Regions from separate parts of the Homo sapiens genome. Here region 2 is linked to region 1. A link is a loop called in an ENCODE intact Hi-C map of the cell type or tissue named here. Cell type or tissue: Calu3. All regions are shown on one strand.

Region 1 (5,000 bases):
CAGAGATGGACAAAAACAGGGCTGTGAGAGGTAGTATAATAGTACCCCAAAGATGTCTATGTCCTCATTTTCAAGACTGAGTATGTGAATATTTCATAGCAAAGAGGAATTAAGATTGCTAATGGAATTAAGGTTGCTAATCAGCTGATCTTAAGATAGATAAATTAGCATGGATAACCTAGATGGGCCCAATGTAATCACAATGATTCTTTAATTGTAGAAGAGAAGGAGCAGAGGTCTGAGTCAGAGAGAGGTTTGAAGATGTTACATTGCCAGATTTAACGTGTGAGGAAGAGGCAACTTCTAGAAGCTGGAAAGGGCAAGAACATAGGTTGTGATCTAGAGCTTCCAGAAAGAACACAGCACTTCCAATACACTGGTTTCTGCCCAGTGAGATTCTCTTTGGATTACTAACCTCCATCACTGTAAGGTAATATATTTGTGGTAATTTAAGCCACTAAGTTTGTGGTGATTTGCTGGCAATAAGAAACTGATACAGAGACCAAGTAACAGAGGCCATTACACACTTTGCGCTGAGGGCAGTTGGGAGTTTAAAGTGAGGAAGAGAAATGGTCAGTTTGCCATCAAAGATCAAATTGATACAAGATGGATTTTTGGGGTAGATGGTGGCAGGGAGATGTTATAAGGCTGTGGCAATGGTGCAAACAAACAAACAAACAAAAAATGATTAGCGGCTTAACCGGGAGAGTAAAGTAGGAGTAGATAGAATCGGGCAAATTAATTTTAGTGATAAAATTAGTGGGACTTGGGGACCAACTAAACATGGGAGATAAGGGGAAAAAGAAGTATCTAGAAGCATTCCTTAGTTTCTGGCTTGGGTAGACTTTGGTATTGTCACTGAGATAGGAAATGCAGGAAGAAGCCTTTGTTTTTTTTTCCTGTTTTGGTGAAAGTTGTGTGTTGAGATTTGAGTAGATTGAATTTAAGACAATTGTGGGATATCCATATGGAAGCTGGCAATAGACTATATCCCAAGCTTAGATTTCAAATTTAAGAGTCCTAAGCACATGTGTGGAATTACAACAAAGAGAGCAGAGTGCACTGATTAAGAAAACAGCCTCAGGAGCCACCATTTAACAGCAATTGTCAGTCTTCCTCAATCTTTGAAAAATAAAGAGTAATTATTGATAAGGCTACTAAAATAAATAAATGTTTAAAAGGGTGTTTGGCACAGTATATGGAAGTTAGTAGATTCTGAAGAAATGGTAACTGTTATTACTAGTCGGGCCAGAAATAAAAGAGAACAGCAGTGGACCAAAGAAAGTATGAAGTTAAGTCTAAACAACAGGTGGGTTAGACACATACTGTCTCTGCCCTCAGAATACTCCCAGTCTAGTTAGCTTCTTACAGTCAGGGGCCATATTTTACTCACGGCTGTGTCCTGCCCAGTGCTTAGCTCAATGACTGGCCCAGAAGCGTCAAGCACTTTATAAATTTCGGCTGGATGGTTGAGGAGAAAGAGGGAAATAGGATCAAGCTGCAGGAGCAGAGAGGAGGCAGTGGGAGAGTGGTAAAGGGCGCTAGAAAGGAGAAGGAAACCTAGGGGACAGAAGAGGCAGGAGGAAGGCAATGAGCCCCTTAGGAAGCCAACGCGTCTGCCTTGTGGACCTGGTGTGGGAAGAAGCTGTGGGAGCCTGGGGATGGGGTGTGGTCTATATGGGGGAAGATGTAGAATGGGCAAAAACAATCACTCGGGAATTTTTATTGAACGGAACAGGGCTCCTTGGAAGCCAGGGGAAATTAACCAGTTACCCACCAACAAAGCTTATACGTTTTCGTTAGGATTGGCTAAGGCGTGATGGTTTCAGAGAAAGATGAAGTTTCAACTGTGGTCCTCTCAGATCAGGCCTCTCGGACCGATTTTCCCAGCTCTGCGGGCGCTCTACGCGCTGGCGCGAGCCGCCCCTCAGGAGGCCACCGCCCTTCTGGGGCCGCTACCATTGGAAGCCTGGAACGCGGGGGGCGGGGCTGAGGTCGTTGGGCTCTGGCCATTCCTGGTCAGGTCCGGACAGAGGGACAACGGGGTGCTAGAGAAGGAGAGCGGGGCGGGTGAGGAAGGGGCTGAGGGGGCTGTGCCGGCCATGGAGCTGTACCTCGGCGCCTGCTCCAAGCCTGCCAAAGTCGCCGTCACCAAGACGGTCGCCAGCGTCCTGGCCGCGGACACCCAGCAGTGCAGAGACGTGAGTGGCCGCAAGCTGGGCGGCGTCGCCCTCTGGCGGCCGCAGGCCTGCTGGGGAGCGGGGCAGGGATCGCCACACACGGGTCGCGAGGCTCCCAACTGTCCCCCGTCAGGAGGCTGCCCTCTTGCGGCGCCCGGGGGCGGTGGCGGTGGCTCGGACTGTACCGGCCGCAACTGGCAGGCGCGGGACGCCAGGAGAGCTGGTGACCAGGGAAAACGGGAGGACTTCAGGATGCCCCGAACCCTGATTGTATAATTCTTCGGAGTCTTTGGTTGCAATGGAAGTAGATTGGTCTAAACTAAACTAATACTGCCTAAAAGGAAAGACAAAACTCTCCAATTGTGTCTGACAGGGCGTGCACAAAACCCACTTTGCAGGGGTTGGACCGGCTCAGCTACTGGACCTACCTCTCGGGGTCAAGCTGCCTGTGATCCCAGGAAGCAATGCTGTATTCTATACTACGAATTTCGGTGAAAAGGTGAACAAGTTTTTATCGTCTTTCTTTCCTTTACCCTTTACTACTTGCTGTTTAACTCAAAGGCTGCATCATACAAAATTCATTAAAGGAATTTGCATCAACATTTACAGGAAAAAGAAAATCCCACATCTGACCGAAGGTATTGTTTAGAATGCATATGAAGCACTTTCATCTTAATGGTTTGGACATAATCATATTCCAGAAAGTTTAGATTCTTAGTCCTTAATTAACAATTCACGGTACCATATTAATATTCCTTATAATAAAACTTCATATATACTTATATAGTAAGATTTGATGTACTTAGAAACATGTTTAGAAGCTGAAAGGTTATTAGTGATAGCTGCCATTTAATGATATGTTACGATTTTAACTGACAGTATCTTGGACCAAACTCTCTTCACGGGAAACATTATTTTGTTTTGAGTTGAATTCTATTTTACACATAAAGAAAAAAAAAAGAACTGAAACAGTGGGACTTAAAATGAGTTAATATGTTTAGTACTTTAACCTTACTTTAATGAAAGAAAGCCCTGCCTCAATGAGGAAGAGACTCCATAATTTGCCCCAGCCTTTCCATCCAGCATTGTCTCCAACCAGAGAGGCTCAGCTTCTTCAAGTTGAGTCTTTCACACCTACCCATAAATACCATGCTAATACTTCAGTATTTTGTCAACTTTGCCCCCAAACCTGGCATACCTTGTCTTCTTCTCCCCAGTCTATGAATCTGAGCTATCAAGATTCTCTGAACTGTGATAGCCCCCCCGTTAGCTTATTTTTGCTTAGAGTTCACGTTGCCCTTGATTTGTGTGATCTCACTTACACAAACCATAGTTAATCATACTGGATTATAGTGTGTACTTCCCTTAAGCCTTTTCATGTTTTTAGTCCTTAACACCACACCTACCCCCAAACCTCCCCAGCCTTTGACTAAGTAGTCAATGCTGAAGGAGGTTTAGTACATTCTTGTTGACTGGTTGCTTTTATCAGTTTTGCAAAAAGTTCTACAAGAAAGAATTCTAAGTGGCCCACTTACCCTTCTAATGTCTATGATGTCATCAGAAATAAATAGAACCCCTTGGTATTTGATACTTGCTTAATGTCTTATACAGTTCAGGCTGTTATAACAATGTACCATAGACTGGGTGGCTTAGAAATAACGTAAATTTATTTATCATTGTTCTGGAGCTGGAAGTCCAAGATCAGGACACCAGCATGGTCAGATTCTCGTGGGGGTCCTTTGAAGTCCTTTCATTATTACCTCCCTGCATGGTAGAAAGAAGGCTGGAGAGTTCCCTGTGGTCTCTATAGGAACATTATCTCCCTTGATGAGGACTCCACCCTCATGACTTAATTATCCCCCAAGGCCCCAGCTCCTAATGCCATCACACTGAAGATTAGGATTGCATATGAATTTTGGGGGCATACAGTCAATCTAACACACTAAATAAACATGATTTCTTAAAACAAGTTTTGTTTCTGAAAAAAAGTATAATTGCTCTTTAAAAAAAACTAATCTGTTCTACTAGATTAGAGCAAGTGAACTACAAATATACCAACTTCACACAACTTGAGTCACATCCACACAAACTAACTTTGCAAAAACGTGCTTGAAATTTATTCCATTACAGGTGATATAATTCCTCTTTAGTGCATAAACTTAGAACTGTGGCTTTTGTCTCCTCCCTTAAATATATTATTTTACTCTATTGCCATTTTCTCTGTCGACCATTAATTCACTTGTCTACTACTTTTCAAAAAGATGTTCTATTTTTTATTACATTAATTCTCCCAAAATTTATTCATTTAATGAAATTAGTCACCATATAATTTCTCAGAAGAATTTTCTCTTTCAGTGTACTCTCCTTCATGAGGTAATGGTTAATAGTCACCTTTTAAGGGCAACCAGTTATTTTAATTGTCAATAGAAAAGTTACTCTGGCTCAAATGGGTGGATTTGTTTAAAAGTGTTCTTAGTTTACAGGTCAGGAGCTCAGGTTTGGTCTTGAGAAACATATGCCTGTCACAGCTAAAAGTTAACATTTTTTAAAAGTTTACAGCTAAATGTCAACATCTGAAAGAAATATTCAATCTACTCCTTGACTTATTATTATTGATCGTTTCCCTTCCAGGAAAGATCTGGGCTTCATATGTGGATTCACTGAATTCAAGACTCTCCCCTTTACGAGTTCTTTCTTTGCCTTCTCAGGAAAGCATTGGTAACCAGGGAATCTAGCTTTCTGATTAGGCTCCTTGGAAGGAATTAAAGTTTAATGTTAAACAAGAGGTCAGAAACTTAAAGAAGCTTTTAAATGCAAAGG
Region 2 (5,000 bases), 390 kb after region 1:
TGTTAATAACTTCTTTTATATATATATATTTATTATACTTTAAGTTCTAGGGTACATGTGCACAATGTGCAGGTTTGTTACATATATATACATGTGCCATGTTGGTGTGCTGCACCCATTAACTCGTCATTTACATTAGGTATATCTCATAATGCTATCCCTCCCCCCTCCCCCCTCCCCCCACCCCAAAACAGGCCCTGGTGCATGATGTTCCCCTTCCTGTGTCCAAGGGTTCTCATTGTTCAATTCCCACCTATGAGTGAGAACATGCGGTATTTGGTTTTTTGTCCTTGAGATAGTTTGCTGTACGAAAGAATGAGAATAAGACTGACATCCACTATCTCATCAAAAATAGTATGTCAAGAAAAATGGAGAAATTAGCTATAAAATATAGCAGAAATTTAAAATTCAATATTTAGAAATTATATCAATCAACTGTAAAAGCATTTTTCGATGTACAAAAGCTCAAAAAGTTAATTTTTCATACACCTTCTCTTAGAAGTTCCTTATGAAGTATGGACATTACGGCTGCAATTGAAGTATGGGTTAAGGATCAACAGAAATAAACCACAAACATAGACCTGCTGTAAATGTCTCATTTCTGTGGCAAAGGAAACAATTTAACAGAAGTGTCCACACAGAGCAGATGTAGCATGTATCTTTGTGTGGCTTCTGAACCTTTATCCCTGTGGGGCACAGGGCTGCTGGTGAAACTCAGAATTCCTGCTAAGCTACTGTTCTTTTATACTATGATTTCATTTTCATACCAGAACTTAACCTCACCATCCATTGCACTTCTACTCAAAGAGGTCTTTAGAAAAATGATGCTTTCCCGGATTTTGAACCAAACTTAGTATAAGAATTTTTTTTCCTCAGAGACAAGCCGAGTAGGTGCCCAGGTATCCCTGAAAAATATTACTGCCCAACTTTCCAGAGTCTCAGGAAACCTGTCTTCTCATCATGTCACAGCCAAACAAAACAGAAGTAGTAAAAGACCAAAGACATAAAATAGGGGAAGCAGTGAATCTAATCAAGGAAAGCAGTGAAGGTGAAGTTCCAGGACAGCATGAGTGCAGGTGCTGGAAGGGCACCAGGTCCAGTTCTGAACAGAAAAATGCAGAGCCATGGAGAGTCCCAGAAGAAAGAGAATTCTATACCTGTTTATAGTTTTGGGTTTTTTTTTACCCTTCCCTTTTTTTATTTTCATTTTTTTTTTAGTTGTCTGATGAGGGTAGACGTAGGTGAAATTGGAGACAATTTTTTGGATTTCTTATTAAGGAACAAGAGTTTGGACTTTGAACTGCTATTATTTCTTCTATTTTGTTATTTAGAATTAAGCATTATTGCTATTTTTGGTGTTTCACTCAGTCTAAACAGTAAAAAGATTGCATGCTCAAAATGATATAACTCAAGAAGACTTTACTAAAACGGGACAAATTATAAAAGTGTGATGGGCTAAAAAAAAAAAAAAAAAATCCACAAGAGACAATAGAGACCTGGAGCTAGCAGTAGCAGAGCTTGGCCCAGGAGATGATGGTGGAAGAAGTTATCAAACTCAGGAAGAGGAGAAATGCGTGCACAACAGCACACTGGGAAAGGAACAGTAATCTTTATTTAAGGTATATGACTGACCTAAGGGAAAGGGTCAGGAGAATAAATGCTAAACTTCACTATTGCCCTTCTCTATTTCCTGCTGAAACTCACTACAGCCAAACCCAGCTGGAAGCCAGTAGCCAGGGAAGTACAAGTGACAGTCTCCCCAGGAAAGAGAGGGTGGGGTTTGTCTAGAAAGGAAATATTTGGCCCAAATGTCATCCTACATTTCTTATATTTTCAATGGGTGCTATGTCCTGTGTTCCTCTTATCTGAAAATGTTTCCTTTTGTAATTTATATGTAGAATTTTAGTAAGTAGGTTTAAATGTAATCCATTGATTCTAGGCAGGAGGAAACGCTCAAGAGGCATCTTTGGTGCCAAGGTAAACAGCTAAAGCTCAAATCTTTCCCTGGCCATGGCTAGTAGTTTCAAGTTACAAGAAACCAAAAACCTCTGAACTCTACAGGAAGAGATGTCTTTGAGTGCAAACATTTCTGAATTCAAAGTACACAACTTAGAGGTAAGCTGACTTTATGTTGGAAACACCTGTAGTTGTCTTGGTACTGGAAGGCTGATGCAACTGGGAGGGGAGTATGAAATATTGCAGTTAGTTAAGAGGGAGTCTGGAGTTCAAAGATTTCTGGTTATTATTTCTCTCCTTTTGTTTGTATGCCTTGGTTAAAATGAGCTATGTGTGAGACATCCATAACTAAGCCCCTTCAGTTTTTTGCAAACATAATAAATGATATCACCACTGGCTTCAAAGCACATAAAAACAATACCAGGGTTCATGTTATATATGTTGCCACAGGAGCACAGGACTCACTGAAAAGGAATCTGGGTGCTGGTTACAAGTTCATTCCAAAATTGCCATGAAAATACTGATAGCTGTATTTGCTACTGTTTTTCTTAGTTGCTTTAAACATATGATTATCCTTAACTGATAGGTTATGTAAAGTGGGTGCAAAGTGGGTCATTTGTGACTTTAAAAGATTGCAAAATTAAGCAAGATAATTATCAATGACCTGACAACTTCATATTACACATAGAAACCTGAACTTCATTAAATAGAAATGGATTTATGCCCAGAGAGTCTTATTGCTTTTGTTCTGCTTGACTGTTCACTACCTACCCTTTGCAATGGTGTAAACTACTCATTAATTTTGTATATTTGATTAGTGACAGTTTCCATTCTCAAAATCCTTGTGATGAATTACACGACACAGTGGAAACAGCTATAGAACAAAACAAAAACACCACATGTGGTCTGCTAACCAGTCTCCTGTCAAACAAAATTGGATGCTGCGTTCCCATGGTTTCCTTTGAGCAGTAAAAGAGAAAATGAATGCTCAGAAGCACCATTTCTGTAAATTGCTGAAAAATCTTCATATTAGTGTAGCCTAGAAAATATTTCAGTGGCAAAAAAGCTACAAGGAAACCAAGTTATACATTTTTTTTTTTTTTGGCTAACACAAAGAAATACATTCTTTACAAGAAAATGGAGCAGAAATAATAACAATAGGTCCATTATTCTCATTCAGTAATAAATCCCATTTAGGGAGAAGGTATTTTAATGAGCAAATGCTTTATTCTACCTTGTGGTTAAATAAGAATTTTTAAATGTCACATATACTGAGTAGAGAGCTAGAGTGAGTATCAAACAAAAAGAAAGGACCTGGCCCTTTGAGAGTTAACCTCCTGAAATTAATGCATAATGGATGAAATTAATCATCTTCAGGGGCCTCCTAACAAGAAGGGACGTTGCCTAGGACAAAGCAGGAAGACTAAAGCCTACAAATCTAATCATCTCCATTAGAATTTGAAAGACAACTTTTGTTTAATTAATGGGAGAAAGATACCTAAAAGAAAAAGAAAAAAGGTCACTTGTGACTAGGTGGATTCTACATAAGACCTTACAAAAGTGGGTTCAGGAAATAGGAATTTGGCAGGGTTTATCCCAGATTCTCTTTTTTTTTTTTGGTTCTTGAGATGGAATCTCTCACTGTCGCCTACCCTGGAGTGCAGTGGCATGATCTTGGCTCACTGCAACCTCCACTTCCCAGGTTCAAGCAATTCTCCTACCTCAGCTTCCTGAATAGCTGGGACTGTAGGCATGCACCACCATGTCTGGCTAATTTTTGTATTTTTAGTAGAGACAAGGTTTCAGCATGTTGGCCAGGCTGGTCTCGAACTCCTAAGCTCAGGTGATCCGCCCGCCTCAGCCTCCCAAAGTGCTGGGATTACAGGTGTAAGCCACCACATCCGGCCCTATCCCAGATTCTCTAAAACAGTAACAGCCTATATCTGGAAGGCTGAGAATCAGGTGACTGCTTAGAGAGGCCTTGATCGTTCTGCTTTGCTGCAGTCTATAGAATGCATTACAAAACTACCTTCTAATTAAATTGAGCTTCCCATGTTCCCATAGGCAGGGAAGGAAACATTCTGACAGGTAGCATTATCCCAATTATAAAAGTAAACACATAATTTCAAGGTCCATGTCAGTTACTCATCAGTCCTCAACCAATAAGTCAACTTTGGGAGCACTCACAAAACTATTTTTCTAGGTACAAAAGCTGGTGACCAGAACTTGAACCACTGTTACTTCAACTGGACACTGTGAGTAGCCACCGTTCTATCTTCTCTGATGTTGTTGCATCAATTCTTTAACACTTACACCACAAATACCACACATTTTTAATTTCTTTATTTATAAGTCTATTACTCTTTTTACTCTAACAATAATACAGCTTAATGGCAAAACATTGAAAAGCACAAAAGAAGATTTTTAAATGATCTGATACCTCACTATCAACATTGTGGTGTTATTACCTATAGTCTCTGTAAATTTTATTTCAGTTCTTGCATTTACATTGTGATATAAAATGTGCTTAAAGAAAAAAGTGCATAAAGCATATGCCTTGAGTTCTACTCCAAGATCTTGAACAATCAACTTCCTCTGCTATAGCCATAAATCACAATCAGGATTTATCTTCATCTTCACTAAATCCCTAACTGTTTTCCAAATTAGTGACAATTTTCAACCAAAGTTGGTATTGTAATTTTTGCCAATCAATTCGATGTGTAATAAAGATTCATGTGGTTTTAAAGTTCATTACATAACTGTGTATGTAGTTAGAGGGAGCCTAGGCCACATAAGACTGTTCCTACTTCTGACATCAACATAAGTTTGGAGGTTCCTCAAACCACCCTCAGGTTCAACAATTCTTTAGAAGGACTCACAGAACTCACTGAAAGCTGTTCTACTAGTATGGCTTATTACAGAGGAAGGATACAGATTAAGATCATCTAAGGGAGGAAGCACATAGGACAGAAAATCCATGGAAAAAGAATCAAACACAGAGCTTCTGCTCTCCTCTCCCCATGGAGTCAAGACAGTGTCACCGT

The links. Peaks named below come from ENCODE experiments on the same cell type or tissue, not always from the same donor. Only the 100,000 strongest peaks of a DNase experiment are listed, where the experiment ranks them.
Region 2: it touches region 1 in a loop (2.5-fold over the local background); 2 of 110 quality-filtered maps call a loop at or near these places.

Annotation. Positions count from the first base shown.
Region 1 is chr2:185,736,793-185,741,792 of GRCh38, forward strand. FSIP2 (fibrous sheath interacting protein 2) reads left to right here and starts at 2,012. Exons shown (of 23, transcript NM_173651.4): 1 at 2,012-2,201; 2 at 2,554-2,679. The coding sequence starts at 2,103. It overlaps FSIP2-AS2 (FSIP2 antisense RNA 2), which reads right to left and starts at 3,685. Exons shown (of 3, transcript NR_110217.1): 1 at 3,587-3,685. RefSeq lists a silencer at 2,144-2,413. In Calu3, a CTCF peak has its summit at 2,272 (motif pointing left); a DNase peak (open chromatin) is centred at 2,239.
Region 2 is chr2:186,128,130-186,133,129 of GRCh38, forward strand. No RefSeq gene overlaps it. Among named protein-coding and RNA genes, the nearest start is that of LINC01473, 44 kb to the left of the region's middle. In Calu3, no CTCF peak of the experiment used is centred here; DNase peaks (open chromatin) are centred at 1,742 and 2,002.